6 separate regions of the Mus musculus genome follow, and regions 1, 2, 3, 4 and 5 are each linked to region 6. The links are chromatin loops, found by intact Hi-C in ENCODE. Cell type or tissue: heart. All regions are shown on one strand. Each heading gives the region's core, and the rest is flanking DNA. Links, peaks and the distances in the headings are about the cores only. Region 1 overlaps Lins1 (lines homolog 1). Region 2 holds the start of Adamts17 (a disintegrin-like and metallopeptidase (reprolysin type) with thrombospondin type 1 motif, 17). Region 3 overlaps Adamts17 (a disintegrin-like and metallopeptidase (reprolysin type) with thrombospondin type 1 motif, 17). Region 4 overlaps Cers3 (ceramide synthase 3). Region 5 overlaps Adamts17 (a disintegrin-like and metallopeptidase (reprolysin type) with thrombospondin type 1 motif, 17). Region 6 has its middle 23 kb from the start of 1700112J16Rik.

Region 1 (5,226 bases), core at 652-4,651, 490 kb before region 6:
TATTTCCAGCTGAGAGAGAAGGTCAGAAGCCAGCACGTTAGTTATTTCTCTTGAGTGTTTTAAAGTTCACATATTTGAGTTAATAAGATACTTTCACCCACAGTAAAATGCAAATCCAAAAATGTAGGAATGAAATAAGATCCCCCAAAAATAAAGAAGAAAATGCTTTCGGAGGCCACCTGAGGCCACCTTGTGCACTTGCACACACACGTACCTGTGCTTGCAAACACACGCAGATCCAAGCATCTATTGTCTTCCTGCTCCAATTGCTTTTTTCTTAAAATAACACTTTGAATATGCAAGGTGTTTATGGTAGAATATTTAGATAGTAGAATGGAGAATAAAGAAAAGAAAGACATTGTGTATCATTACTAAATGACATGTGGATATTTTCATAGTTGTTTTTGATCCTTCACTTCTATCCTGTGTTGCCTTTCCTGCCTTAAAGAGTATTAGAATATTTTCCTTCTTTGTTTTGTCAGAGCATACTTTTTTCAAGCAAACAAGTAAACAACATTTTGTATGTTGTGTGATAGTTTTTTATTACAAACAAAATAATAACTACCCCTTTTCCCCTCATTTGTAGAAAATGTTAAGTAATTCCTGGGTCACTTTCTGCCAGAAGCATCTCTCGGAGTCCTCTGAGAGTGGTGAAGCAGTGCGTTGCCTCTGGATCCTTACAGCTGTGATAAAAGAGATCCTTAAAGACACACATTCACAGAGAGCAGGTAGAGATGGCCTGTCCACAAAGGATTACCACCTCAGGGGCTGGGCATTTATAATGAAGAGTAAGACTCATGTTATACTCATCTCTCTTGAAGTATGGAAAAATCTACGATCTTGCCCGATTTTTTTATTGAACATAACCTTGGAGTGGCGTGTGGTGTATGTATTGGGTGTATGAACGTATGCGTGTGGATATGTGTGTGCTTGTAGAGGCTAGAAGTCAATCTTCGGTGTCTTCCTCGATGCCTTTCCCATATATTTATTGAGCTAAGATCTCTCAGTGAGCCCAGAGCTCATGCGCTGAGCCAGGATGGCTGCCAGTGAGCTCCAGCTCTACCTCCCAGCACGGGTGTTACAGTTGTGTGCCACCATATCTGACTTTTCTGTGACTGCTAGCCATCCTAACTCAGTAAGCATGCTTACGCAGCAAGCACTTTACCAGATGAACTATCTCTCGAGGTAACCTTTTAAAAAAGAAATGAAAACTTAATCATCAACCATCTCTTGTAAAGTCTGCCCATATTCATAAAGCATGCATTAAGTTTTAGTAATTAGCTGTTAATCTGTGTATTCTCAGTTGGTCTTATTAGAGGTAACTAGTCTTAAACCTATTTTTTTTATCTTACAACGTTATTTACACACACACACAGATTAAATTGTAAACTTTTGTTTTAAGAAAGCTTTTGTTCTTCCTGTTGCTTATAACTCCTGTTTTATAATTACAGAAAGTCTAAAGCAGCTCTTGACTCCTTTTGACATTACTTTTGAAGTGTTCTACAATTCCTTATTTTCCCAGCATTTTGGAGACTTCCAGAGCCCCTCTAACTTAGCCAGCAGCCTGATGTGCTTTCTGGAGCTGCTTGAGCTTCTCGTAGCCTCCAGAATCCACCTGAAACTGCACTTCAGGAGCCAGAGGATGCTATTTTTGAAACCCCATGCTCTAGATATTCTTGCCTGGCCTATTCCAGCTTTTATAAAAAGGAAGTTGGTTATACTCGTCAAAAAGTGCCTTCTCTGTAAAGTGGGCGAAGACCTCTGCCGGGAACCTGCGCCCTCCCTGATGTCACCAGATCACCTTCTGGACAGTGACATGCTCACTTTAGCTGACACACTTCTGCACGCTGTACATGTGGGGTTGTGGAAGGCACTGGCTGTTTCTGGAAAGCCTTCCTGCTTTGGAGGGGATGAAGTTCAACCTGGATGCAGACTCAGGACTGGTCCTGATCACGTGACCCTGAGAGCAGCAAGCTTAATTACAGTGAAGTCCTTAGAAATCAAGTCCCAGAATTGCACCTCAGCAGCTGAGATGAAAGGTATTCTCTAGGCTCCTTTTATTCAAAATTCTATACAATTCAGTTTTCACTTACGAAGAGGACTCATGACTATTGAGTACTGAGGCTAGTATCAGTTCAGTAATTTAGCTGTGTTTTCCTGGCTAAACTTAGGAAATACTTTTTAAAGGTAAAGGGGGTTGTAAGGGACTGGAATTTCAAGAAGCATGTGAGCTTTTTTATACAATTAACATGCATTGGATAATGAGTACAAAAATAGTTGCTTTTTGAATCACTACTAAGCAAATGGAAGTCAGCTCATATTTAATTATATTATTCATAAAAGCACCCAGACTATTCATATTGATTACTGATAATCAGAAGTTATGTTGACACTATTGGGAAGTTCTGTTGATAAAGGAATTGTTGCACATTACTTGAAAGTGACAGTCCGGGTTGAGAGTGCCTGGAAGAGTAGTTTTCAATGTGGTGTTGAAGAGGACATGTCTTCCATGGCACCAGGGAAGTGAACAGTGCAGGTCTCCAGGCAGGCTGCCTGCAGTTACTAGGAGAGAGCATTGATTTTTCAGCTATGGTGACCTCTCAGGATGATCTAGGGATCCTAGGATGTTTTAATTAGCACGATTACAGTTTATAACACTAGGTGGCATCTGTTACATAATTCAGAGGTTTGAGTTGCAGTTAAACTCCCAGAAGTCTAGATTTTTGCCATACTTGTACTTTCTTTTGGTTCTTAAACAAACAAAAGGAAGGAAGGAAGGAAGATTTTTCTGTCGTTTTGAAGCTATTTCTTTTTATGACTTAGCAGTCTATAGTTAGCAGAAAGCTGTGGTCACCAAGGAAGAGGCCTTTGCCCACTCAGTTTTACACCCTGCTGTCATCGTGAGATCACATAGTTATCTCTTAGACAAACAGTGACTCGATTTTGGCAGGTAGATGCCCAGACCGTACCTTTTAAACGTGTGTCCTTCCATAAGTCACCTTTGCTGTCCTCATTTCTCCATTGTGGATCAGATAATACCTCGTCTAGGGCTTTCTGAGAGTGTGGATTACAGTAATGCATACACAAATTTGCATATGGACAAGATGGTATTTGTGTGTTTATAAGCAAGCATTCCCTGAACTTCGACATTTCTGTCATTTGAAGTTGCCTTGCAGACGTTCATGTCCGAGCTACTGGCCTTCTTAAAGCCTCACCTCCAGCCCTCTCTACAGCCACACAACCCATGCGAGTGGCTGTCCAGGGTCTTCATAGAGCAGGACGATGACATGCTGGAGGCTGCCAAAGCCTCCCTGAGCATCTACCTCCAGCTGACCAGGTCTGTGTATTTCTAATAACTTGGGCTAGAAACACACACATCAGAAAGTGGGTTTCTATCTGGTGCATTATTCTTTTCCCTACTGGGGTAGACTCTCTTGTGATTTCCTCCTGCTTCAGCTCTGCCTTGCATGAAAATGGATGCGATTTGCATTATACTCAGGTATTGCTTGTGTGAGCAGGGGAAGCCAGTACCAGCTCTGAACCTCAGCTGGTGGTTAACATTGTTTTTAAACCTCCAAAACTACTTGTCTGAATTAAGCTTCTATCTGCTGTGTTTTGCCTTGTCAAAGCGACTGCAAATATAGAGAATCAGAGGAGCTTTTCCAAACTGGCATTTCATACACTGACACCTGGGCTGTTCCCCCTGGAGGCACATTGCTGGGACACTGGCACCCAATTGTGTTTCTGCTCTATCCTTGCAGCAGTGTGAGAATTGTTTCTGAAGCTGACAGTGCTGATCCTTTCCATTATTTCAGCCCTGCTTCATTTCCCTCTCCCTTGGCCTGGGAGAAGGGCTTTCACACTAATGATTGGCAATGCAGCCTGTGCTTGCTACATTAGGACCCGCTGGCAATAGCTCTCTGTTTCTTTCTCTCTCTCTCTCTCTGTGTGTGTGTGTGTGTGTGTGTGTGTGTGTGTGTGTGTGTGTGTGTGTGTATGTGTATAGTGTGTGCATGTATGTAGTGTATATGTGTGTGGTGTGTGTGTGTGTGTGTGTGTGTGTGTGTGTGTGTGTGATTAATTTGCTGAGGGCAGCAATACTGCTTTCCATCTGTGAGTGGGGCCAGTTTCAAAGGTGTCACTCAAGTGCAACACTCAAAGTATTTCAAAGGTTCTACTCAAGAAACAGAAGTCCTGGTAGTGTATCAACTCCTGATGGAAAGTTCAAGAGTGGATCTTGATTGCATTGGGCACTGCCCTTTTACTCCTCCTCTGGTTTATGTGAGTCTCATTGCTTTCGCTTTGGTTCACAGTGTGGAGAGAGGGAGATTTCCACGCCTTGGGTATGAAAATGTCACCATGCTAAGGTTTTCTTGTTTGTAAATGACAGAGACCAATTCAAATTGTTTTAAACAAAAATAGAAAAATTTTTGAGGCCTGGTTGAGAGCTCTAAGGGCATCAAATTGGCATCAGGTAAAACTGTGTATATGTGTGTGTCCGCATGTGTGTGTACACATCTGTCTGTCTCTTGTGTCTGTCTGTGTCTCTCTGTGGTTGGATGTCTATATATGTGTGGTTGTTTCTGTGTGTGTGTGTGTGTGTGTGAGAGAGAGAGAGAGAGAGAGAGAGAGAGAGAGAGAGAGAGAGAGAGAGAAATCATGCTAGCCATTATTTTTCCTGATTATGATCTCACAGACTGACTCCTCCTCGGGTCTGGCCGCCAGCAGCTTCTAGCTTCCTTTTTATCAGTCTTAAAGTTGTAATGTTTCTTAGCTGTAGAGATATCTCTGGGAGGATCTGATTAACTGTGGATCTAGAGGCCATGTTCTGACTGGTCAGTCTGGGGTCACACGTCTACCCCTGATGAGATAGTTTGGTGTTGCATTTTAAACATGGACTAAGTCGTCCTGGAGAGGGGGCTTCTGATGTAGAAGAAAGGACAGAAGGCTTTTGTGCAGACAGAAACTAAAACTGGTCAGTGGTGAGCAGATTCAGTTTTGATTTGTTTCCTTTTAAAGCGATATGCAAGTAAGTGTGCAAACATGTTTGTAAAGACCTGTGAGCCTGAGCCCTCCCTTGTCTGCATTTTCAGAGAGTGGGATGCTTCGGCAAGTCTGACCCAAGAAAAGGAAGCATGGATCCGCTCCACACATGGACATGGCTGTAACCCTCACTGTGTTTTCTTATTCTTCTTGAAGAATGTAGCATTCGATTCTACTGTTCTT
Region 2 (5,226 bases), core at 577-4,576, 360 kb before region 6:
TTTTTCTTAACCAAGAAGTCACCATTTTAGCATCTCAAGTGTATGACTCATAGCATCAAATGCATTAGCAGTGTTGCACAGCCAGCGCCATTATCATCTCAAAACCTTATCAGCATCCTACATGGACGCTCTATGCTTATTAAGTAACACCTCTTGCTCCCCAGCTTCTGGCAATCTCTGTCTTATACATTGAACCATATGGTAACTTTATATTTAATTTTTTGGGACATTTCTCAATACTTCAAAAGAGACTGCCCAGTGTTACTTTCCCACTATGAATGGTCAGATTCCAGTCTCTTCATTCCCTCACTGACTATGGTTCCTTTGCAGTGGTTGGTTTTAGAACATAAGACAAACAGCATGTAATAAACAGCCTCTCTCTGCTTATTTGAGCCCAGCAGAGCTCTGATATTAGCAACTAAGTGTATTTGTTAGACACAGTCTAGTTACAGAGAGTTGGTCATGGTTTCTCTGTGAGTTGTGTCTTTCAAAGCATCCTTCATTGTGGAAGAACACTTTGAGCGGCATACATACAAGAGGAGAGACAGCATTGGGCTGCTGATCATCTGGCAAACGTTTATTAGTGTTCCTATGCATCAGCAATGCCTGGGGTGCTGCGTACAGACATACACATTAGCAAGGTGGGGTTATCTAAACAACGGAGGCCTTCCATGTCCCACTGCTTTCTCGCTTACAGAGGACTATTTAACATCTGGCCCCTAATCATTGTTGTTGTTTTTAATCCAACCTCCATGAACTTGCCAAACTGAAACAGCTCCAGACAAGAAAGAATGACAAACAATGAAGGGAGAGGGGCATGGGTTCGATGCTTGCTTAGCACATTTGACAGCTGGAGTGTTGTTGGGGTAGTCAGCAGAGAAGACTGCTCACACGTGGGTTTAAGCCAATAGAAAGTCTATCAGCAAGCCGGCAACTACACAGCATGTTCAGGACCTCAATGTAGTCCTGAGCCTTCTTCAGGGTGAGCTTTTGAGCATAAAATCCATGTCCTGGGTTGATATACGGTTAATGAGAACAGTTAGCCAGAGGCAGAGCTACAGAAACCAAAGAGCAAGGTTAGTAGTCCATTTAGAGACTTTCCTATAACTATGGTTGTTATGGGCCTCTGGTTTGGTTTTGGAGGGTGATGCTGAGTTTTACAGCCTAAACAGTATCTCCATCCTGGAGTCAGTTGTGCTAATATCTGGGGCCCTGTTACAGGAGGAGTCTCTGAAACATCTGATTTAATCAATCACTTTTCTTCTTTTATTCATATATTCAGTAAATCTAACAAAGTGCTAATGGTATGTCAGGTATCTCGCAGACCCTTGTTATTATTTTCAAGAGTAGTCCAAATGATTAGAAGTTCACCCTCCAAGGGGAGGCAGTATAGCTTAGCTCCTTGATTTACAGAGAAAAAACTGAACAACTCTCAGAAGAAAAACATTCCTGGGCTGTCAGAATAGCTAGCTGCTGTCTGACCACACACACACACACACACACACACACACACTCACACAGGGCTAAGGCTTCTCCTTTTCTTCCTGTTTCCCATGACATGGTTGAGGTCACAGTCAAATTCTCATGGTCAAGTGAGGCAAAGCCCTACTCATTCATAGCCACCAACAGAGCCTGACCCATGCTGCCAGTCACCCGAGGGTGCCAACCGGTGAGTGACAGCCACTAGATCAGAGACTGGCTCGGCAGCACATTCTGTGATACGCCTTTGTGGAGAGCTGCAGACAGCTTACCAGGACAGGGGCACCAAACTTAGGGAAACTCACCAGTGTTTACCTCGTCTCTGGATGCTTTCTGGTAATTCAGCCCTGTGATGAAGTCTGGATCCTGTGATGAGGGGTGAGTAGGGGCCTTTTTGAAAACAAGCAAGCAAACAGACAAAAAGGGAGAGATGAGGAGCCATCTGTGACTGCTGTGGTATCCCTGTGCTCAGTCAGTCCTGCTATCTGTAGGACAATTTTAAAGAGGCCAATGGGATTACCCATAGGGGTCTGCTAGGGATAATATCTGGCTAGATTCTGCTGGAAAATTGAACACTCATTCTGTTCGTGAAAGGCTGGGTTCAAGTTCAGGCTCTGCCTCTCAGCTCTCCAGGGTCCTGCGATGCAAAGCGCAGCTAATATACCTCCCTAAACACACCTGACCTAAAGTCAGGATCACAGACACAAGACACGGCTCTGACAGATACTAGCTGTCCAATTTAAGCAGGCTCCTTACATTTCCTTTTTCTCAGTTTCCCAGTCTTCAGGGGAGTGTTATTATGCTCTCACCTTCTTGGATTCTGTGAAAGTATAGACTGCAAGAAGCCTGCGGGGTGTGGACAAACACCATAGATATAGAAGTCAGGCATGAATTCAGGTGTGCTAGGAACACTGGGCTGCGTCTTTCCAGCCCAAACTAATCAAAAATAGGAGTCACTTCAATACATAGAGATTTTCTTTTTCTTGTACTGAACTGGTTGGTCTGGCCTATCTTCCTAGGAAGCCTCAAAGGTGATCTCCCAAATGTGAACAAACTGAAGACCAGGCTGGTGTCCTCCTGGCTGCTCCAAGATGCTGCAGCTGAGCCGGCTCGCGCCTGCCACCTGGTGTCACAGCCTACCTACTGCCTAGAAACCACGTGTAAGAAAGTGCTTACAACCTAACTACGCACGTTGGTTTCGACCGGCCCTAACCAATACGGACAGGGAAGGCGGGGCAGAGAAAAGCAAAAGCCCAATCACCGCCTACTTTCCAAGGAGAAGGTGGGGCTTAGTATTTACCATGTTGGGTTTGTCCGCAGCGCTAATTACTTTTTCCAAAGGCTGCAGGGCTGCACTCCGGTTGGCTTCGCCGCCTCGCGAGTCCCTGCTCTATCACTACAGTCTTGGGGGCTGCTGGTCCCAAGTACCATGTGTGACGGCACCCTGCTGCCCCCTCTCGTCCTGTCCTTGCTGCTGCTGGTGTGGGGGCTGGACCCGGGCACAGGTAGCGTTCCTAGCTCTCGCGGCCACCTTCCCGGTGCCTTCCCGAAGCATCCCGGCGCCCGGGTGCATAGGTGGACCGCTGACAGCATCCCCTGAGGAGGAGAGTGAAGGCCGCGGCCGGAGAACTGGTCTCTGGTTCCCTCTCGGCACGCGGATGGCGAGCTGACCCCCGGTGCGATCGAGTGGCTTCGCCAGCTTGGAGAGGCCCGGCTCGGGGAGGGAAGGGAGTGCGGGGTCACGGCTGCGCGATACCCACGGAGCCTTGCGAGTCAGCGCCGGAGCGGCCGGCAGCCCTGGTGGCCAGGCTGGTGCTGACGCGTGTCCTCTCTCCCCGCAGCTGTCGGCGACGCGGCGGCCGACGTGGAGGTGGTGCTCCCGAGGCGGCTGCGCCCCGAGGACGTGCACCTGCAGTTGCTGCCGGGAGCAGCGGGGCTCCGGCGGTGGCGGCGACCGCGAGCATCTCCAGGTGGCCATCGAGCAGGGCAAGGAGAGCGCGCCCTGCTACTGCACCTGCCGGCCTTTGGGCGCGACCTATACCTGCAGCTGCATCGCGACCTGCGTTTCCTGTCCCCAGGCTTCGAGGTGGAGGAGGCGGGTGTCTCGGGGCGCAGCGGACATCCTGCCGAGCTGTGCTTCTACTCCGGACGAGTCCTGGGCCACCCGGGCTCCCTCGTCTCCCTCAGCGCCTGCGGCGCCGCCGGCGGCCTGGTATTGCCCGCGCCCCCTATGGGTCTGCCTTGCCCAGTCTGTTACTTCTCCTGGGGTGGTCCCGCGGAGGGCTGGGCGGGAGAAGACCTACCTTCCCATCTCCTTCACTTGGCCCTTTCAGACTGTGCCTTCCTAGGAGAGAGAACACAGGGGAAGGCCTGTTATTGTCCTGGCTTCTGTTGTGTCCTGAACCTGGCCGAGGTGGGGTTGCATTGAGAAATTAGCTATAGCTCACCTAGAGGAAAGAATATGAACCTGTCGTTCCCACTCTGACAGCATCAGCACAGGTGTGTATGTTTTCTGCACGTTATGGGGAAGCTCTAAAGTGTTCATTCCCTGTCTAGGAATGGGGTATCTAAGCACTTCTCTTCTGTCCCTTGAGCCTTCTTACATTAGGAGGGGACCCCAGGCAGGCCATGGTTAGTCTCATTTTTGCTAGCTGAAAAGGTAAGACCAAGAGAGGAACTGTTGTCAGTATCTCTAGTGCCTTACTCTGCAGTAGGTATTTATTTATCTGGATGCTCCCTCGGTGAGAACTGTGCGGTGCTCACCTGTCCCAGGGGAAAGCCCTGCTCTTACTCTTTTTCTTCTCGAAGACCTTGCCTCGCCTTGTTGAGACACCTGTGACAAGTGCACGGAGAGGCACAGAAGTTTGGGGTGGTTTTGCTGTCTTTGTGCTCACACTTGAGCACTTGGCTACGTTGGTGCCCAGCCAAGTTCTTCTCTGCTTCTCCAGGGTGCCCCCAAGAAGAGCACGTGGCTGGCAGATGGTTTGCCCTCCCCACCCCCCAAAGCCTGGCATCACTCAGTTTACAATGTCTGTGCTGTTTCCCTACATTTGTCACAGCAGACCTCTGGGGTAGTGGGCCAGAGAAGCCACCCCTTCACTTGCTTTCTATCACCACCTACACAGCCAGGAGCACAGCGTGAAAGCCCAAGACTCCGAGATTTTGCTCGATACTTCTGCTTTCTTAGTACTGGGTCAGGGTTGGGGGACCTGTGGATGTAATTTCTGAGGAGCAGCCTAATTTTCAGGAATCTTTAAAGGTCTCATTTCAGGGTATGGGTTACTTTTGTTTAACTGGGAGACATTGGTAGTCTTGGCAAAAGAAGGCAAAGCAGATTGTGGTGGGGTCTGGTAGGTGTTATCGTTGAACGGGGGGACAAAGGGTGTGGGCTGTGGGCGAGGAGGCTTAAGTGGAGTGAGAAAGGCTCAGATCACTGTAGGACTCGGGTCAGCGCTGTATCATGTTCTGGGAGGGACTCAGAGGCCCACATCATTTCTCCCATTTTTTTGCCAAAGTGTTTCAAGTCTAGGTCACACCCCCGTACGGTGCATAGAAACATCTGAATCCCATTTGCTGCGGTTTCGTGAGTTTCTGGAGAGGTCAGAGTTTATACTTCTTGGTGTAAAGTTTCCAGCGAGGAGCTATCTGTGAAGGAGCCCAGGCTGGAAATCTGGAGAACATTGATGTAGAGTCCTCCCAGAGTGGCTGCTCAGCCTCCTCTCATGGCATCTGAGCCAACTTTTCAGG
Region 3 (5,226 bases), core at 826-4,825, 150 kb before region 6:
ATTCTCCAGCCAGTGAAGCCTGTGTTCATGCTGAACATAACTTTAGTTCCTAGTGGTCTGTGCCAGTGGGCACAACCATGGAATTGGATTTAATCTCAGGTTTTTCAACCTGAGACTATTCCATGTACTGTGACAATGGATTTCTCAGGTCCTTGCCCAGGTATTGTCAGATGGCTCAGTGGTTCCAGGCTAGAATGAGGTGCTTATCATTTTCATGCCATACTGGTGATGTCTGACTAGAATTTGCAAGTGGGACTGGAGCAGCTTTGGAGATGAAATGATCCACTAAATCCAAATGTTGTCTAGAATTCCAGAAAGGTCACACATCAGACTCTGACTATATGTGTCTGGGGAGTAGAGCAAAAATTGGGCTCAAGACTTTTGGTTGTTGGTTGGAGTCTAGGGAAAAGGTGAATTACTGAGAAAATCAGAGAGAAGCAGAAGGTTGGCTCAGAGTTGGCACATGCTCAGTTGGCCATGCCCAGGCAGCTGGGAAGTGAGAGAGGCAGTTGCAAGAGCTGGGAGAGAAACAGACAAGAGCTGTAACACATTCTGACATATCTGCTTATTTCTGCATTATTTTCTCTTTCTTACACACCTTTGTCCTCAGGTTAGACATGGTAGGTCCTCAATAACGGCCTTGGATGGATTCTGTCTATAGATTCGACTGACTTTAAATGTAAAATACTTCAGAAAAAATGTATTTTTTCCGAACGTATGCAAGTTTTTTCTTATCATTATCGATTTATTATCATTTAATTATAAATAATATAAACTTATTTACATTTATTCATTACTATATCTACTCTGAGACGATTGAAAGCATGCAAGAAAATGTGTGTAGGTTCTGGGTAAACACTTCATCATTTTCTGTAAGGGGCTTAAACATCCCTGGATCTTCCTATGTTTGAGGAGTTCTAGAACCAATTCCCAGTGGATATGGAAAGACAGGTATACACAGATTGAAGGTACTGTGGGTGGCACACTGTGACAAATGCTAAAGAGAAGGTCAAAGAGGAGGAGGACAAAGCCTCTGCTATTAGGTGTGCTGACAGGAGGATGTTTGCTGCTGACAACAGGGCAAAGCTTCTAGGCCTGGGATCCAGGATTCAAATCAGTAGAAACCAATGCTTCTCATTCCTGGGGCAAAGATGTCTTTTGCACATGGCCTGCACATGGTCCTCTCTAGCACATGGCACAATCCAGCACGTGGCACACTCCAGTACACAGCACACTCCAGCACACAGCACACTCCAGCACATGGCTTACGCATGGTGCACTCCAGCATGTGGCACACTCCAGCACGTGGCTCTTAACTAGATCTCTTCGAACTTAAGTCTGCATGTGATATAGGAACTGCCTTGACCAAAGAGAGCTTATGCGTAGCTTGCCAGTTCCATGACATCTTGCACTTTTTGTTATTCCACGAGGCATTCTTGTCCCTAACTTTTCCAAAAGAACAGCAACCTGGCCAGTGCATGTTGGCTAGGAACTTGGGAGCTCAGAAGTGTGTGTCCTGAAGATTCCTTAAGGGCAAACGAAAGAGTAGCCCGGGACCAGCAGGGTGCTGTGGGAAGGCTTGAGACCATTTACTGTTTGGAGTGTCCTTGGGTTTGGTCATCTTGTTCTCTTGGAACACTGAGGCTCATAAGTGCAGTTGTTAAAGCTCCAGTAACACTCAGAAATCATGACTCTAATTGTGCTTTATGGTTGCTTCCATTTCGAAAGAATCATGTCTGTCCCTGCCAAGCATATAATAGACTTCTTTCACTGACTTTAGCAAAGGGAGAAATGTCCTGTTGGCAAAGTGCTTTGGCTGTTTCCCTTCAGGCCTCAGATTTGCTGCTGTTCTGACAAGGATATCTCTGCAGGCCTGGCTTCCAAATGCAAAAGGTGACATAGGCAGAACTAGGAGGCCTGGCTCAACCTTAGAACCAAAAGTTCACCTAAGAGTCCATCTGACTTCAGCCTGAGAGCCCGGGGTTCACCTAAGGGGCCATCTGACTTCAGCCCGAGAACCCGGGGTTCACTAAGGGGCTATCTGACTTCAGCCTGAGAACCCGGGGTTCACCTAAGGGGCCATCTGACTTGCATCTTTTCAGCACTTGATGTGCAAAGTTCCCTTCACTGCTGTTGGGAAAAGCTATGGGGACCAAGTGGGATGTTTATGTAGAGCACACAAAGCTGCTTAATCAGGAAAACCTAACTGAATTTCAAGATAAGCAGCCAGCAATCAAGCCAGAGACTTGCAATGATAGCATGGGAGTGGATTAGAAATCACAGGAAGCCAGTGGAAGGAAGAGCTACATCGGAGACCACATGACAGAAATGGGGAAGTCGAAGGAAGCAGGTCCCGGTGACATGAGAGGCTGGGGTGAGAGGCCCATTCTGACGCCAGCTTGTAGCTATGCCACTGTTAGCTTGGATAGTAACTGTGAGACTTGGAGGCAGGATACAGAACCTTACATGCAGTTTTAGCAACGGGATATTGGCTGAGCCTTCTGCTCTGAGCAGATCCCATGATCTGTGATGCTCTGACTCTCAGCTCTGGTCGGTTTCTATTGAGCAATTTCACAGAGTAAGAAGTAAAGTATGGCATGGTGGGACCACGCCCCCCTCTGGCTACCTGCTTCACCACCCTGATGTGTCTGCTGTGAGGCAGAGGTTGGTTGTCCTGCTTCTCAGAGATGTGTAGATGATACCCTGTGGGTATTTTAGGGTAGCAAGGCTCCTTTATTCCATAGTACATGTTTTCAAATACATTTGATAAATTCATAAAAAGATAAAAAAGACAAAACAAATCTGTATTCTGGTTAAGTTTTTTTTCTCTCTCTTCTGAATTTAATAATAACTAAGATGTGACAGGATCCCCCCCCCACCAGGCACATAGCCTCTCAGAGAAATCAGTTGTGCAGGGAATCAGCTTCAAAACATCAAGGAATCTTAAACACAGATGAACCAGCCCTTTGGTTTTCTAGAAAATTGGATGTGACGGCATCATCGGATCTGCGGCTAAAGAAGATAGGTGTGGTGTCTGCAGCGGGGATGGCAAGACCTGCCGTGTGGTGAAGGGTGACTTCAGCCACTCCCGGGGGACAGGTGAGTGCTGGGCCCAAGGGCTATGTTGGTTACGGGACTACTGACACACATTTTACCTTTCATCTTCTTTGCCCCAATGCTAATGGTGGTGTGGCTTTTTGTATATCACCATCCCGATGCCGAGTGTTCTTGATCTTTCCATCTGTACCACCTTTCCAGCCCTGGGCTTCTTGGTCCAGAAACAGGAGGCCATTTGCTGGTCTACTGTCACAGAGGACATCAGCTTATGGCCTTCAGTCGGGTGAGGAGTGGGGCATCTGTGGGAGAGAACGAGGACGAGTGGACAGTCTACAAAGCGACTCCCAGACCTTCAAGGGAATGAATAAATCTAAGCTGGAGTACATCTATTCTAATCCCTGAACGTGGCTTTGCATAGCAACATGTTAGTTCAGTTTGACCCATTGAGAGAACAGAATCATGGTTTTAAGTCCTGCCTTGAAGAACAGCCCATAGGATAAGGCAGAAGTCTGGCCTTCCTGTGTGGATAGAAAGCTGGGTCTATAGGTCCATCCCTTCTAGAAACTATCAAAAGGACACACTAGTCAGAATCTTATGAAAGCAAACCCAGAGGTAATAGCAAATGCAAATTTAAATTTAAAAACAGAATTTCAGGGCCAGGAGATGTGCTTGCCATGAAAATTGAAGGTAACCTGAATTCAATCCCCCAAGCCCACATGGTGGGAATAGAGAACCAACTCCCACAACTTGACATTTGACATCTACATACACACTACATTTGTACACACCACACATAGACACACATACATGTACATACACATGATTTTTATTTTAAAGTTGAAGTTGACAGCCGGGCAGTGGTGGTGCACACCTTTAATCCCAGCACTTGGGAGGCAGAGGCAGGTGGATTTTTTAGTTCGAGGCCAGCCTAGTCTACAGAGTGAGTTCCAGGACAGCCAGGGCTGCACAGAGAAACCCTGTCTCGAAAAACCAAAAAAAGAGAAAAAAGTTGAAGTTGACACCCATCACATTGCTCCAGAGAGAAGCAGAAGCTACCAGTAGGATGAGTTCATTTGGGGGGGGGGGGGGACTTTGCCCTCTGGACCTGAACTGTCCTATGCAAAATGCACCGATCATTCAAGTCTACCCAAATTTAAATCATAACTGGCAGAAATTAAACTAACTTAGAAATGACGGCCACATTTCAGGTTCCCCATTGCCAGCAGGGCTGGTGGGTCTCGGGTCAGACAGAGGACATCCTTGTCATAGAACGGTTCCTTGGGTAGCATAGCCCTAACACTTAGACGATTGCTCTTTGCTTTGGTGAATCTGATACTGTTTCACCTCTGGGCACCCTGGATTTGCCTTGTGTAGTTATCATCGAAGTCGGGAATTAAACCTTCCCAGTTGACAAGGGGTTACTATTTAATCCTGACTTCTTTTGATTAAATATAATCATTTGGAACCCTATTTATAATCACCAAGATGGCTCAGCTAGTAAAGAAAGGCACTTGTGACAGAGGATGGCCTTGCTGGACATCAGTCAGTGGGAAGAGAGGCCCTTTGGCCTCCAGTGTGGAAAGGTGGGAGTGGGTGGGTGGGTAAAGAGGAACACCCTCAGTTGTGGGGAACTTCTTTGGGGTAACTTTTAGATTAATATGCTTTCTTCTAGCTGCTTGGGGGTACAGAACCCATAACAAACTTCAGGGAAGGGAAGCAAGCATTAGCGTCATCTACCTGTGAGCTTGTTGCTTCTGAGCAGCTGCCCAGTGCCATACATTAGTATTAAAGCACAGTCAAGGGTTTGGCTTTAATTTTTAAACCCTTCACCATCAGAATCTGTGAGCATAAGATCACATCAGGGTGGATTTTATTCATTGAAAGTCTGTGTGTGATGTTCATTTCCATGTGATTAGCTATTGGCTGCCTAGGATTTAATGTGCTAGACTGCATTAATGCAGAATGTGGATACTGGGTCAATGCATCCTGCCTCCTCCACCCCACCCCACCCCCTAGAACATTTATTTGGCATGCATACATTTCAATATCAGATATACGGACTATCAAAGTTAACAGTCACCACATTAGTTACAGTCAAGGTGAGGCACCTGGCCAGGGCCCTTGTATAGTTATAAAAGGTGACTTAAGACAGTGGCAGCCAGGGTGAAG
Region 4 (5,058 bases), core at 1-4,000, 380 kb before region 6:
GACTGCAAAGCTCAGCTGAAAAGCCAGCACTTTGTTCTTCACCACACACTTTTTCCTGAGCCTTTTGTGAGAGCAAAGGGGCTTGTTGATGAGGAACTTCGTAAAAGACATGGCAAAAACGTGTTCATCCACCTTTGGCTATGGGTGGATATTAATAGTTCATCCTAAAGCAGTACTTCCCAGTCTGTGGGTCACAATCCATTGAGGGGGCGTGGGCATCGATGGAGCCTTTCACAGGTGCTGCATATCTGAATCCTACATCCTGGATATTTACATTATGATTCTTAACAATAGCAAAATTACAGTTGTGAAGTATGGATGAAGTAATCTTATGGTTAGGGGGTCACCACAACATGAGCAACTGGATTAAAGGGTTGCAGCATTAGGAAGGCTGAGAACGACTGTTCTAGAAGAACCAGGAAGGTTTTAGAGAAAGGTCAGCTGAATGCTAGAATGCTTTTTTTTTTGCTAATTCTAGGAGCAAGTGATCTCAAATGGCCAGAATACTAACAGAATAGTAATGGAAAGTCTTTGGCGGGGACTGCCAAGACCTTGGGGTGGGGCCTGGTAGGTGAGGAGCACACATCTCGTGATGGGCATGAGACCCATGCAGAGTCCTCCCAGCCCTGTGGCTGCGGAAGCACAGATCCACCAGTCTATTTTTCAAAGGTGTGGATCCTTGTGGGTATGCTATAGTTTCTTGGGCCTCTGGTGATTTGTAGAAGGTCCAAGGCCAACAATCTGCATGAGACAAGTTCTGAGGGCCCAGAAACAGAACCTGGCATTTGGGTTGGAATGCAACAAGTGAGAAGCCCGGTGAGACAAATGGAGGTGGCTGGTTCCAGGGATGCTGTTGGTGCTCGTGCTGACACTCAAAGCAACAGGCTGTGCTGGAGAAAATGCTGGTCTTCACCACGGGTGTACACTCCAGGAGCCCCCTAGACAGAAAGCAGTTGGGTTCTTATTTCTATCATGAATGTTAACTGCTGGAAAGATTTACAGCTGTGCTTTCTTTCCTAGACTATAGATTGTGGTCCTTATCTTAAGCTTTTCTAACTCCAGCTCATTAGAGAATTTCACTCTTCTAACATCCCTTAGCTAGTGTCTGTTCAAGTGGTACATTGTAAGTCATGAATGAGTTGATAAATCTACCCATAAATCTTGAACATTTGTGAGTGTATGTGCACGTCCTAGTGTGTATTGTTTCTTATTTATGTGTATCTGTGTGTGTGCCACAGTGTATCTGTGAAGGTTGGAGAACAATGTCAGGTATCCATCCTCACCTTCCATTTTGTTTGAGACAAGGACTCTGATAATTACCCATCACTGCCTAAGCCAGTCTGGCTGGCCCACACACTTCTGGGGACTCTTCTGTCTCCACCTCCCATCTTGACAGAGAAACATAAAGATAACAGGCTAGTTAGGGTCTGTCTCTGACTTCAAGAGGTCCTCAGAATCCAAACTCAGATGATGAGAGGCTTGGGCAACTTTGACCACTGAGCATCTCCTCGGCCTTTGAACATCTTTTTTTGGTGTTTGTTGGGGCCTTGTTACATAGCCTTGGCTGACCTGGAACTTGCTCTATAGATTAGGCTGGCCTTGAAGTCACAGAGCTCCACCTGCGTCTGCCTCCTAAGTGATAAAATTAAAGGCATTCTCCACCACATCCAGATGAACATCCATTTTAACTGAAATAGAATGAACATGCCAGTCTTTGTCTAACATAATACAATTATTTATTAGAGATGGTTTTTATTCTTTTAAAATGTATACCTAAAGGCCAACCCTGATGGTATCAAGGTCAAGGTCAGAATGGGTTTGGGGGTGGTGGTGAAGAGATAGCCAGCACTCAGCCAGTGAGGAAAAGCTGACTCCCTCAGATCTGGGTCACAGGGGTCCTCTGTCTCTCCCAGTGATTACACCACCCAGCTCCGTCCAGCAGGGGACGGTAGAGCTCCGTGTTTGCGCCCTTGCTGTGTGGTGGCTTTGTCAAAGTCACTTACCTGCCTCAAATCTCCTACATTCACCTTTGTTAGATTTCTGTCTATTAAGTAAAGAGGATATTTCATATGTCCAGTCATCATGATGGAGAATATTAATGTTCATACGGACTGCTCAGTCCAACCTGCCCCTTTGTAAGCCCTTTAAACGTCAATACTGTTAGTTATAGTAAAGATGTCACATGTAAAACAAAATTGGACTTAAAGTAGCATTTTATTAATGTTTGAGTCACACACTTTTGAATCTCTATTATTAGATCTTTCGCAGCAGACAAACACCTGCATATCAACCTAGCACATTCTTATTGGCAGGAAATCCACAGTCTGGGCTTTGACTCATTGTCAGAGCCAGCAGTTCTGGCTTTACTGGCCTGAACTTTAATTCCTGGGTAATATTGAACCCCTCTAAACAGAAGTTTAAACAATACTGCAACGCCCCAGCTGTCATAAAAGCAGAACAATGAAAGACATTTCCAACAACTTTGTATACTTACGGGTGAAAAGTGTGTGTGTGTGTGTGTGTGTGATTATCCCCGAAAGCATAGGCCAACTGACAGATGCTTGTCCTGTGCACATTCTTTCATGGATGGGAAGGCAGAAACACAGTTGACACAGGCGTGACACTGCTCAGATGTCACTGGTAGTTTTGCCATTAATATCTGATTTCAGGAATTGTGAACCCCTGAACCCAACAGAATGTGATCTTATGACTGCATGCACAGTTGCATTCTGGGAGAATTCAGAATAGTTACCTGTTCCTCCCTGTCTGCAGAACGTGACAAATGTGGGAGGGAGACAGCGTCCCTTGAGTATATTTTCTTCTTATTCTAAGTTGAGTGTAGGAAAGACACTGTGGATTGGCTAAGAACCTGAGGTACTAGGTCGTATCCCCAGCAGAGTTTGAATACACACACACACACACACACACACACACATATATATGCCATTGCCATAATCAAGTTATCTTATGTAGTAAATGTATCGCCTGCCCATATGTATATGTGTTATGTAACCAAGGAGGGCATTACAGATGGCTGTGAGCCCCTATGTGAACAGTGTGTGTGTGTGTGTGTGTGTGTGTGTGTGTGTGTGTGATTATCCCCGAAAGCATAGGCCAACTGACAGATGCTTGTCCTGTGCACATTCTTTCATGGAAATTGGTGCTGGAAATTGAACCCTGGTTCTCTGCAAGAGCCACAAGTATTCTAAACTAAGGAGTCCATACTCCAGCCCTCGAATTTTTAGTCTTTAAAAATCTGCTTCTGACTTGTGCCGTGGTGTGCCCTAGGAAGGTTAGTGTGTGGGCATGGAGGCTCCTATATAACAGGAGCTGGCTTTCTACCCTCGACCTCTGTGTGTGCTCATGAGATGCTCCTCCAGCAATGCTGTCACTCATGGCCCATTCTGTCCTTTGCCTAGAACGTCCAGGATGTGAGGAGTGACAACGAAGAGGAAGAGGAAGAGGAGGAGGAAGAGGAAGCAGAGAGCACCAAGGGCAAAGAGACAGAGTATTTGAAGAATGGCCTTGGGACCAACAGGCATCTCATTGCCAATGGTCAGCATGGCCGTTAGCTTGAAGCACAATGTGGCGCCAGGACACTGGGAGGCCGGAACTGCTCCTCTATCCACTGCTGTGGACCCACAGAGACCCCATTTTGCCTTTTATTTTATTTTATTTTATTTTATTTTATTGAGATGGAGTCTCCTATGTTGCTCAAGGTGGCCCCCAACTCAGTCACCCTGACTGTGATAAAATGTTAAGAAGTGGAATACCCGTGGATTGGTCAGCAGTTAAGTCAGGCTGGTCAGAGTTCAGAGATTTCTCCAGGCAGGGTCAGTTCGTCAGTTGTTGTTGTGTTTCCCCCCTTCCAGAATTTGAAGCACTTGACTTTCTCAGGAACTCGTTTTCTCTGAACTTTTTTTTTTTTTTTTTAAAACTTACCACCTTGTACATGCTCCATGGTTTGACAAATGTCCAGGTTACCCACTTTCTCCTGGTGGTTGGCCACAGTAGCACCTCATCTTCCAAAAGTGTGTTTGCAGTGGCAAGAGAGCAGTTAGAGCCAAAGGAGAGGGCAGGCTGCCAGGGCTCCTGAGCCACCCTGGGCAGCCGAGGTGCTTCTCTGCACAGGGCCTCTGAAGGCATCTGCTCTACTACCTCACAGAGTTAGAGTAAGGACTGGGTGAGTTGACAGGAGTGCTCGTGTCCCCTGCAGGTGTTAGCGACCCCTCACTGCACTAGAATTCCAGCTTTGACAAAAGAGACAACCCTGGCTGAACTTTGTGTGAGAAGCTCCATCTTAAAAATGGCTCTTAATGTGTAAGATACCCGGAGGTACAAAGGCCCAGAAGTTTGTTTCTGTTTGTGACTATGTTGTTTCCAGGGATAATTCTCAGATGAGCCCAGAGCCTTCCTGGCAGGGTCCTGGCGTAGAGGGACGTGAGTTTCGGTGTCAAGCTGCCCTGTGCTGTCAGCCCCGATCCCCATCCTCAGGCTCACAGAGATGCCATGGGCTGAGACGGTCACTCGGGAGCCACTGAGGAGCGTGGGGGGGTCCCGGAGAGGTTGCTCACTGAGCCATATTACCCAGGAAGCCAGCCCCAGGGTGGCATGCCTGGGAGCTTCAAATTCTGAAGGAACTCTTAGAAGCGGAAAGAGGAAGCCATGCTGTGGTCTCAGGATCTAACACATTCTGACCACTGCGCAGTGAAGAACCCAGAAGGCCGCCAGGCACCCTAAGTCACAAAGGTCCTGTGCGCACTAAATGGTCTGAGAGTTTCAGTTTTTAATTTTTAAAATTGCGTGTTTTTAAAACCTTCAGGCTAAGCAAATACGAGCAAACAAACAAAAACTCTTCAGAATTCTGTTCCCAACAAAGTATCTTGTTAAAGAATTGTAGGAAAAACAGAAAAAAAACAAGCCTTAAATTAATATTTGTTTTTATGAGCACAGTACCATGTGCGTTATATCTGTAATGTGATCTCATATTTAAAATGTCTCTACTTACTCTAGGGCATAGTTGTTGAGTTTATTGTTCTTACTTTGGTAAAAGGTCTC
Region 5 (5,226 bases), core at 681-4,680, 140 kb before region 6:
ACAAGGTTGCACTATGTAGGGTTGGGCTGGCCTGGAACTCACTCTGTAGACCAGGCTAACCTTGGACTCATAGAGATCTGCCTGCCTCTGCCTCTGCCTCTGCCTCTGCCTCTGCCTCTGCCTCTGCCTCTGCCTCTGCCTCTGCCTCTGCCTCTGCCGACAGAGGCACACATTAAAGGTGTGTTCCACTACATCCAACCTGGGCCTACTATGGTTATATTATATTATATTATATTATATTATAGTTATAACATATTATATATATATATATATTAAATAAAAATACATTCATTTCATTGTATAATTCACAAACTGAAATGCAGAATAGTATATCTATTCCTGTTGTAATCAAAAAAGAAAAAAAGGGTGGGGGTAGTATTTAGCATCCATAAGAATCTTTTCAATTGAAAAGACATTTGCTATGGAATAGATTACTATCACTTGTGATGCAGTGAGAGTCTTTATGTCCTAAAGATTTAATAGCTCTCATCATAACAAGTTAAAGAAGATAACCCATTGTTTTTGTGTATCTGTTAAAATTGTGGTATTATTTTCTCCCCAACAATAACAGACCTCAGAGCAATTAAACAGAATCAGAATCTCCATGGCTTAATCCAGCTGTTTTCAACCTTCCTGATGCTGTCCCTTTAATCCAATTCCTTGTGTTGTGGGGACCCCCAACCATAAGATTATTTCATTGCCATTTTATAACTGTAATTCTGCTACTATTATGAATTACAATGTAATGTAAATATTTTTGGAGAGAGAGGTTTGCCAAAGAGGCCGTGACCCACAAGTTGAGAACCACTGATTTAGTTGCTGTGTAAATCTGCATTTTGCAAAATGATATTCTTGTTACCTCATAAACATACCGTTGCCTTTTACATAAACATTTGTGCACATCATGGCTGCATTTTAAATTCTCCTTGAACACTGAAAGCATGTATAGCATCAGATTAACAGAAAGCACGTGTGTTTAAATGCACGAGACATGTTGAAAATTAAAGCATTGAAATATTTTTAGTGTGATGTGATATAAGTTAATTTTAGTTTTTAGCTTGATTAGGTTGTTTCAATGATTGAGCACCATTTTAAAAATAAAATGGCATCTATCTTGGGAGAAATCAAGATGTAAATAATTCCTCCAGATAGTTTCTGGCCTTCCTGTAGCTGGGCCTGGAAATCTCTGTTTTTACGTGACCACGTTGAGACGTACAGCACCCTCCCAGAGGCTAGGTAAATGCATGATACCTTTGTCTGGAACCCAAACATGGGTGTAAATGGTTACCAGTCTGCACCTCAGAATCCCAGACCACATTGGATCACTTAGTGACATTACGCGCCATTCCCTGACTGGATCTCTGATGGTGTCTAGGCATTTCCACTCTGAAGGGTCACTTACTACCCTCGTCCAGCTCCGTGAGCAGACAGAGCAGGCAGAGCTCTCCCTCTACATGGCAGTAGTCAAGGAAGCAGGCAAAAGTATAGGCTGTAAAAGCCACAGAAGCCAGTCACCAGGGCAGCGGAGGCAGGAGGTGGTGCGGAGCAAGGGAAGGGCATGGTTTCATTGTAAGATGACTCCCTCTGCTTTTGTTATGATCCTGTGGACATTCAGGGGAAAGGTAAGCTTAGACAGAGCATGAAGGAACTTTCCAGCAAAGGAGTGAGACCAGAGCGTTCCTTATGATGGGGTCCAGGCAGCTGCAGCAGTGTGCTGCTGGCTGGGAGGCACAAACAAAAGGAACTTAGGTTCTTGCCCTGGATAAGTGCATGGGCAGGGTTGGTCTGTTCTTCTCCTCTGGCTTTTGGTGGTGTGCATTCTAGTGTTCCTTACCTTGTGCAAGATTCAGCTATCTCCACTGTCATGTGCTCATGGCCTGTGGCATACCTGTGTACAAATCTTTCCTCCTTACAAGCTATTTTAAGCCAAAATGGCTCAGCAGAGAAGGGAGCTTGCCACCAAGGCTAATGACCTGAGTTGATCCCTCAAAGCCACATGGTGGAAAGAGAGGATTGAGTTTCCCAAGGGTCCCCTCGACATCCACACATGCAGCGTGACATGTGTATCCCACACACAATAAACGAGTAAATCTAATTTTTTAACAAAAAGGTGTTCAAACTAAGATCCTGCTGAATTTGATATGACTTCACCTTAGCTAAATATGTGTCCTATTTCCAAATAAGGTCATACTCTAACACACACAAACACCCGCATATCTCTATAGGTTTGGATTTTTATCCTGACTAGTGCACATTGCCCTCTGTAGAGGGCCTGGGTTTGAGGGTTTCAAAATACATGTTCAAGAGAGGGGATTGCAACACAACATAGAATACTTACCAGTGGAACAGCCAAGACACTGAATGGTCTTAGAAGATAGAGCTCCACGTGAGTTGGTGCTCAATTTCTCAAGCTGTATCAGCATGCAGTCTCTGAACTCACCACAGGGGGCATAGTTGGGCAGTTTAAATGGGGATTCCATGTGGGCCTCTGATCCCAGACGGCGGTGTGCTTCATCTGTATGTCATATGTCACCACAGGTTATATCGAAGCGGTTGTCATTCCGGTTGGAGCTCGGCGGATCCGTGTGGTGGAAGACAAACCTGCTCACAGCTTCCTGGGTAAAACAAAACTCATTCAATCAAAGTTCTGCCCTCTGAGTTGATTCTTACGACTTACGGAGGCTTGTGGCTCCGACATTAAATCTTTCTTCCAGTTTTATATATGTGTGTGTGTGTGTGTGTGTGTGTGTGTATACATACACATACATATACATACATATATATATGGAGTGCATATATATATATATATATATGTGTATGTGTATATATATATATATGTGTGTGTGTGTGTGTGTGTGTGTGTGTGTGTGTATACCTGTACTCCCTATATACCGTCTCCCAGGTATAACCCTGGTGTTATAACTGCACGTTCATTAGAAAATCATATGTACCCAAAATGGACCAGACAGCACTTTTCACAGGAAGATCCAAGCTATGTTATGGGGGAGAATCCAGTTAGAATCATCACTTTTGGACAGGATGGAAAATAAAAATGTGGACAAATCCATGAGACACTGGGGATGTGTCCCTCCTGCAGAACCCAGGCAGTTATCCCAGGCAGCAGAGACCCATAGGCCACCCTTCAGTGAGCCCCTGCAGGCTGCCAAGGGCGCTGGACATGTTTCTTGCTGCAGAGAGAACAGTGGTCCTAAGCTGAGTGGGACACAGAACAGCACTGGCCCTAGCCAAGCCCTGGGGACCTAACTTCATAGTGACTGGCGAGCTGACTTCAAGCACAAACACTTACATAGCTCTAAAGGGTTGAATTGGATCCTGACTGGTGCTCTTTGCCCTCTGTAGAGGGACATATTCACTGAAACTCCTCCTAGCTAAAGGAGGTCCTCTGAGTGAATGATTCCAGTCTTGCTGTTAACCACCCAGCAAAGATCAGCCTGGTCCTTGAGCATCAGGAAGTAGGAGCACTGCACTGAACTCCTGAGTATTGTTTCCGCAGGCTTCAGGAGGAGAACACTCATTTCAGTTTCAAGGGCTGCTCTTTTCTTGGTTCAGTGGGACAGAGATGTTGTTACCCATATCCTTTGGTAAGCCAGAATCCCATGGTCCTTGTTCAGGTTAAGCTAGACATGGCTGATCTCTTCAGGGGCCCCTATCTCAGCCTCTGTCATGAGGTGTCCAGGGAGTGGGGGAGAGGCATAATTGCCAAGTGTTCAGGGTGAACCAGAATCACCCACGAAACCTTTTTATTTGAACTTTCAACACTGACAGAAAAAAAGAAATTGTGTCTTTGACCATGTTCCTACCATTTTAGGTTACACAAAAGTATCCATGCCATTCTTAGAAATGGTCACAGCTTGACTTAGCTCTGCTGAAACAGGCACAAAACTCATCTCTAGCAGGTGCATGTTAATCAAGACCACAGCACCATTACATAGAGCCTAAGATGATGACGATGGTGCTATTATAGAGCCTTCGGTAGCAGTGCTGTCCTTTCCATGGAGAAGACATTCCCAGGTATACTGCCCATCTGTCCCTGAAAGAGGCAAGGGTGTCCCAGCCCAGCCTACCAAGCTGGACCACCACATAGAACAGTGTTTATGAATGCTGCCTAAAACAAGCCTTATACTGCTTGGGGCAACTTTCTCAGAGTGGCAGTCCTCTGCTAAATTCCCAGAGATCCTGCCCCTTTCCACTTACATGAGAAAATGAGTCAACGTCTGCAGTGTTGACATCATTAGTCTTGTCTCTTAGTGTCACCTGCAAATTTACCTTCCCTGGCTGATGCTCTGAGAATGAATCCTTCTGCCGGGGAAGCATGTTTCTTTCCCAAGGGCACAGCATTGAGACTCCACAAGAGATCAAAGTCAGCTTTCACCATCACCTCACAAAATGATGAGCCCAGTAGTCTAAGAGCTCACCAAGCTCTAAGTGCACCATGCCAGTTCTTCCATAAAGCAGCAAAGTCCATCCTTGGATTCCCAAGATGCCCCAACAGCCATCTTCCCTGACCCATCTCCATGAGTCTGGGAGAAGTAATGAAGCCACCTCCATTTCTGCTCTTCTGCGGAGTGTAAGCATGGCAGAGGATGGAGCCAGAGTTAACAAATCCTAGGATATAAAGGAACTCGTCAATGAGACCCACATGATGGCTTGCTGTCACAGTTGGCCCTGACAGCTCTACCGTGGAGGCCTAGAGGCCCCATGTACAAAGGGAAGTAGTAACATCCACATTTGTGGTTCCCAGTCACTGGGCAGTGCAGCGCTTTAGAGACCTGAACACCCCAGTCCGCCACAGAGCATCACTCTGCTGGATTTGCAGATAGCAAGCAAAAGCCCCAGGGGGGCTTCCTTTCATGCCCAGCTCTGCACTCCACCTGAATCCATTTCAGTCTGGAGCCTCTCAGAATCTCCAGTGGAGTCTAATCAGGACCATCGGTCGACTGATGGAGATGACATTTCATTGTGTGTGACTGCCAGTCTGTATCCCAAGAGGATTGGCTTAAATGCCTGAATGACTTAGCTCCCCAGGAGCAGTGCCATGCCTCCGTGGGAGCTTGGAACCAGCTTTGGTCCCCTTATCTTACCCCAAATTCATAACCCAGTCATTCCAGCCCTGGCACACAGACAGGAGCAAGCCTGAAGGTGGTCCACGCTCCCTGGCTATGTTTCTAGAGTCAGCTCCAGCAGGCCGTGTTTCCACTCAGGGCT
Region 6 (5,226 bases), core at 363-4,362:
AAACCCATGATTTGAAAATGTACAGTAAATCCAAATAGATAGTTCTCAAAAGAAGACATCTATGTTTGAAAATGTTCAATATCAGAAAATATTGGGAAAATGCAAATCAAGATCCCTTGAGCGATCACCTCACTCTAATAGGAGTGACTACCAAGAAAGAAGAAAGAGAAAGAAAGAAAGAAAGAAAGAAAGAAAGAAAGAAAGAAAGAAAGAAAGAAAGAGGGGGGAGAACAAAAGAACGAACTACTTTCCAATCCAGCAATCCCGCTAGGAACAAGATTTGTAGACCAGGAGGATGAGGTCAGTATATTGAAGGCACACCTGCACTCCCATCACAACAAGCCAAGCAATGGAAACAATCTATGTGTGTGTGTCCCCTGATAAGTGAACTTCTTCAAAATATTTCCCCCTTCATTAAACGTAAATTCTTTTCTCATACAACATAGCCTGAATCTAGTTTCCCTTCCCCCTGCTCCTCACAATCCTCTCCGCCTCCTCTTCCATCGACCCACTCCCTTTCTGTCTCTCATTAGAAAAGAGCAGGCTTCTAAGAGATAACAACCGGACATGTCAGAATAAAATACAATGAAATAAAATCAAAGCCATCATATTCAAGTTGGACAAGAAAAAAAAAATGAGACAACAGAAAAATAAAAGAGAAGGCATAGGAATCAGAGACTCATTCGTTTACACACTCAGGAGTCCCAGGAAAGCACTAAACTGAAAGCTGTAGTATATATGCCAAGGACCTTGTGCAGACCCCTGCAGGCCCTGCGCTTGTTGCTTCAATCTCTGTGACTGCATATGAGCTTGGCTCCTTTATTTTTGAGGGTCTAGTTCTCCTGGTGTCCTCAATCCCCTGTCTCCCTGTTCCTTCTGTCTCCTCTTCTACAGGGTCCCCTGAGCTCTGAGAGGAGGGATTTGATGGAGACCTGTGTGATCCAATGTCTCTCTCTCTCTCTCTCTCTCTCACACACACACACACACACACATATCTGGATGTGGGTCTCTGGTTTTCTTCCCATCTGCTGCAGGAGGAAGCCTCTGGTGAAGGAATGCTTAAATGTGTTTTAAATGTTAAAAATCAGTGCTGATATATGTATATATCTATACCTATCTATAACCCATAACTATTATGTCCAAAATAATGATTTCTAGCAAATATTATTATATAATATAGATATACTTATATTAATAACTAAGCCAAACACATAGAGGCAAGTACTATGTAACTGATCTCACTCAAATATGGATGCCTAAGACGATGATCTTCCAGAAGTTGGGAGTTGAAGAAGGAGAAGAATAGAGTTGGCCAATAGGAACCAAGTTATAGTTAAGAGCAAAAGATACTGATGTAATTTACACATTAAGTTAACTATAGATAAGGATAGTGTACTACACATTTCTAAACACTACACAATGTTTTAAATATTTCTTTATAAATAAATGATGCTTGATGCCATATGTTTGCCCTGACTTAAATAGTTCACAATGTATCTTTTATTTTGAAGCCTCACAATTCATAGATAGATACATACAAATTTTTGTTTTATCACTTACACACACACACACAGAGAGAGAGAGAGAGAGAGAGAGAGAGAGAGAGAGAGAGTCAAACAAAACTAAAGCAAGTCACAGATTGGTGACCTACCTTTCTGCCTTAGGGAACTAGAAGCCCAGAGTAGCAGAAGGAAGGCAATGATCATTGTTAGATTGAGGACAAAAGAGAGAACTTTGAAAATCAGTGAACCACAGGCTCAGTACTTTGTAAAGATCAACAATATTGAGACCCCCTTAGCTGGACCATGAGTAATGAGACAGTGCAAATAGTCAAATCCAAACTCACAAGCCAGCGTGTGGTGTTAGCTGGTGTCTGTGGATCCTGTGTCATTGGACACAGAAGTCTACACTTGCACTGGAGTGGTGACACACACTGCACCCTCTGCCCCAGACTCCTCTGGGCCTCCTGCTCTGGCAGCCAGTCCTAGAAACTCTTGCTTCCTCTGCCCTCTGAGGCCCATAGGACCTATATGTGCATCTAAGATGGGAAGGCCCTAAAGGGACAGTTGGAAGGGGAAGCAGATGGAACTGCCCCTTAGGACCTGCTCCTGCCATGCATGCCGCTCCACTGCCACCTCTTTCTCTCCCACCTTGGTCTGCTTTTTACTGTTCCAGGATGACACCGGCCCACATGGCTAACCCAGAACAGTCCTATCCCAGCTGATCAGTCCCTTGAACTGCTTCTACACTGTAGTTCTTCTGTGTCATATAAGGCTGCTTTTCCAAAGGTTCTAGGGACTAGAGTGTGGGCACATGGAGGGCACTGCTCTGCCTTCTACAGTAGGAGACTTCAAACCCTTTGAACAGGGTGTCAGTAGCTGGAGCCTTCAGGTCTCTCTGAGGTACCAGCTTCAAAGGGCCCCCAAGTACCTGGGCTGGATAAGTGACCCTAACTGTGGAGCTACACATCTCTAAGTCCTGGGACAAAGACCAGCTAACAAGTGAGTTTCTTATTCACCAGCATGGCTTATACCTGAAACAGGTGCCTTCCTGGTTCTCTCTCTCTCTCTCTCTCTCTCTCTCTCTCTCTCTCTCTCTCTCTCTCTCTCTCTCTCTCTTTCTCTGGGAAGCTACATCCTGTATTCGAGGAAACTGAGCCGTGGATTCAGGGACAATCTCGACCATGAGTGTTGAGTAGAAAAGCAAACTACTCAGGTTCTCACGAGCTCCTACATTTTGGGTGAGAAATACTAGATAAGTTTGAGCTCACGCGACGCTGCAGTGCCCCCTGCTGGCCTGGAGCCTCCCATACAGTTCATCCCATGGTCCATTCAGTACCTGAGCTACACCTGAGCATGCCGTGCCTCTCAGCAGAGCATCCTTGTTCCATATTCAGGCAATCCAAGCAGGATAATGCCCCTGGGTTTGGAGGCTGGAGGCCGGTGAGTGAGTTTCTTTAACAGACTTACACAGTGGCATGTGGGTGGGGCGTGGAAGGATCACCCCGGTTTTCATCTGAACAACTCCTAAGGCAAATATTTGACCCCGCCAGCTGAATGTGGGAGGCAGCATCATTGAGGGTGGACATATTCTGAAAGCATTCTCTCTCTCTCTCTCTCTCTCTCTCTCTCTCTCTCTCTCTCTCTCTCACACACACACACACACATACACACACACATACACACACACACACACGCTCAAGCATGTTCCTGTCTCCTGGATACATCTGCATTGTGTGTAGTCCTTCCTACATAAAATACAGCATATTTTATTAATATTATTTAATTTCATCGTACTATGCTTATCATCTATCTGGTACCACATACGTGTATGCATGCACACACTCACACAGTCTTCTATTGATTGATACATCTTACCATTTAACAGGGTTGCCTTACAAAAAAAAAAGTGCCTACTCGACGTTCACTGGCTTCAAGGAGTTCACATTTAGTAATCAAGTTGATTCTTAAAATCTAAAACAAGGGATTTTACTCTACATTTGACAGAATTAAAACTCACCATGAGGAACTTATGTAATCTATGTGAGCTGGTAGGCCAGCCTGGGTCAACCGTCTGCTCGAACTCTAGTTACTGAATAAAACAGAGAAGACATGAAGGTATTATCTGTGCCGCCTTAAGTCTTTTTACTAAATGATGAGTAAACCTAATTCACATGGCATAACAGCACACTGTGTCTGCTCAAAGTTCCCCCAAGACCCTCAAACACTAGAAACAGAAACTGAAGGGAACTATTTTTAGGTACAGCTAAATGTATTTACATCACATCTGAATACTATGTATACATTTACAGTTCTGCTACAACAGCAATATAGGAGGAGATGTGGGCCATTGAGAGGCTCAGCAGGTAACCCTCAAACCCAGGTAAAGATGGAAGAGAGAACTCACCTCCTAAAGCGTTCCTCTGGTCTCTACACATGTGCTGTGCTGTGTTTGCCCCCCCCCCACACACCACCCCCACACACACCTCACACACCCCATCATGTATCCATACACACACATACACACAGTAATAATTTTGAAAAGAATCTACGACTTAGAAAAGTAATTAAAATTATAATTCAAATAGATGGATTCAATGGAAATTTGAACTCAACTGAAGAACTAGGAACTGGGAGCCCAAACAAAGGAGATAAATAAATAAAACGGTAATAAAGTGTATTACTAATATATTAATATATATTTATATTATGTATAATAAAGCTGAGGCTAAAAGGTTGGGGAACAGGAAAAGGAATGTCTGAGACATTCAGGACACCATGAAAGTGCCTGCGCTGTTGACAGTTAGGAGCCAAAAAGGAGAGAAGAAAGGGACAGTATAGAGGTTGTGTATGGAAAGTTCAAAGAAAAGAAATTTTAAAACATGATGATAAGCTATTAAACTGTAGATTTGAGCAGCACTAGAGTCCCAAGAAGAATAAAAACATAAGATTAAAAACAATGAGATAAAACAGTCATGGGCCAATTTCTTCCCTGTGGTGTGTGGTGAAAATGCAGGTTTTTTTTTTTTTTTTTTTTTTTTTTTTTTTTTTTTAAACAAGGAGATCCAGGTGTGCCCATGTTCTTTGTGACAAAGAGTATTTTGTCCATTGAGTGAGTTTGGCATCCTTGTCTAAACTCCATTGGCTTTCCCTGGAAGGACTGTCCTGGATCAGCAGCTGGAGCACACTGATCTACAGGGCTGGTTTCGGCTCCTTGTGGTTTAGCTACGGGGCTGGCCTCGGTTACTTGTTGTTTAGCTTTGTGATTGTGTATTTTTACCATAGCTTTGCAGTAAGTTTTGAAGCAGGAAGTTACGAGCCCACCAACCTTGTCTTCACTATGTTCTCACTACTTGGCTACTCGGTCCACTTGGAGTGCTGGGTATTATGCAAACATTTTGTCTGTGTTTGAATCTAAGTAAAGAAGACAATTGTATGGTCCTAATTTAAATATTCATTTATGATACAATTTGCAAAATACATGAAAGTCAAGAAGAAGGAAGACCAAACTGTGGATCCTTAGATCCTTCTTAGAAGGGGGAACAAAACACCCATGGGAGGAGTTAGAGAGACAAAGTGTGGAGCAGAAACTGAAGGAATGACCATCCAGAGACTGCCCCACCTGGGGATCCATCCCATATACAACCATTAAACCCAGACACTATTGTGGATGCCAACAAGAGCTTACTGACCAGAGCCTGATATAGCTGTCTCCCGAGAGGCTCTG

What was found. A loop is a pair of places that touch in the nucleus more often than their neighbours do. Peaks named below come from ENCODE experiments on the same cell type or tissue, not always from the same donor. Only the 100,000 strongest peaks of a DNase experiment are listed, where the experiment ranks them.
Region 1: it touches region 6 in a loop (10-fold over the local background); 16 of 42 quality-filtered maps call a loop at or near these places.
Region 2: it touches region 6 in a loop (5-fold over the local background); 30 of 42 quality-filtered maps call a loop at or near these places.
Region 3: a loop joins it to region 6, with 2.3 times the contacts of the local background. A loop is called at or near these places in 7 of 42 quality-filtered maps.
Region 4: it touches region 6 in a loop (8-fold over the local background); 25 of 42 quality-filtered maps call a loop at or near these places.
Region 5: it touches region 6 in a loop (2.9-fold over the local background); 6 of 42 quality-filtered maps call a loop at or near these places.

Annotation. Positions count from the first base shown.
Region 1 is chr7:66,708,708-66,713,933 of GRCm38, forward strand. Lins1 (lines homolog 1) reads left to right here. Exons shown (of 8, transcript NM_152815.2): 4 at 1-36; 5 at 587-728; 6 at 1,452-2,039; 7 at 3,166-3,337; 8 at 5,094-5,226. Among named protein-coding and RNA genes, the nearest start is that of Lins1, 21 kb to the left of the region's middle. In heart, for the core only: a CTCF peak has its summit at 2,658 (motif pointing right); no DNase peak of the experiment used is centred there.
Region 2 is chr7:66,836,928-66,842,153 of GRCm38, forward strand. Adamts17 (a disintegrin-like and metallopeptidase (reprolysin type) with thrombospondin type 1 motif, 17) reads left to right here and starts at 2,808. Exons shown (of 23, transcript NM_001033877.4): 1 at 2,808-2,984; 2 at 3,321-3,691. The coding sequence starts at 2,909. It overlaps Gm33627 (a long non-coding RNA gene), which reads right to left and starts at 2,864. Exons shown (of 4, transcript XR_391554.2): 1 at 2,780-2,864; 2 at 1,785-1,869. In heart, for the core only: CTCF peaks have their summits at 2,608 (motif pointing left), 2,815 and 3,716; DNase peaks (open chromatin) are centred at 2,714 and 3,574; H3K4me3 peaks cover 1,521 bases; H3K27ac peaks cover 1,044 bases; H3K27me3 peaks cover 771 bases.
Region 3 is chr7:67,048,939-67,054,164 of GRCm38, forward strand. It overlaps Adamts17 (a disintegrin-like and metallopeptidase (reprolysin type) with thrombospondin type 1 motif, 17), which reads left to right. Exons shown (of 23, transcript NM_001033877.4): 15 at 2,979-3,099. Among named protein-coding and RNA genes, the nearest start is that of 1700112J16Rik, 170 kb to the right of the region's middle. In heart, for the core only: a CTCF peak has its summit at 2,624 (motif pointing left); no DNase peak of the experiment used is centred there; H3K27ac peaks cover 291 bases.
Region 4 is chr7:66,818,271-66,823,328 of GRCm38, forward strand. It overlaps Cers3 (ceramide synthase 3), which reads left to right. Exons shown (of 11, transcript NM_001164201.1): 11 at 3,420-5,058. The coding sequence ends at 3,572. Among named protein-coding and RNA genes, the nearest start is that of Adamts17, 19 kb to the right of the region's middle. In heart, for the core only: no CTCF peak of the experiment used is centred there; no DNase peak of the experiment used is centred there; H3K27me3 peaks cover 446 bases.
Region 5 is chr7:67,059,528-67,064,753 of GRCm38, forward strand. Adamts17 (a disintegrin-like and metallopeptidase (reprolysin type) with thrombospondin type 1 motif, 17) reads left to right here. Exons shown (of 23, transcript NM_001033877.4): 16 at 2,539-2,619. Among named protein-coding and RNA genes, the nearest start is that of 1700112J16Rik, 160 kb to the right of the region's middle. In heart, for the core only: a CTCF peak has its summit at 2,442; no DNase peak of the experiment used is centred there.
Region 6 is chr7:67,196,809-67,202,034 of GRCm38, forward strand. No RefSeq gene overlaps it. Among named protein-coding and RNA genes, the nearest start is that of 1700112J16Rik, 23 kb to the right of the region's middle. In heart, for the core only: a CTCF peak has its summit at 2,806 (motif pointing left); a DNase peak (open chromatin) is centred at 2,833; H3K27ac peaks cover 592 bases.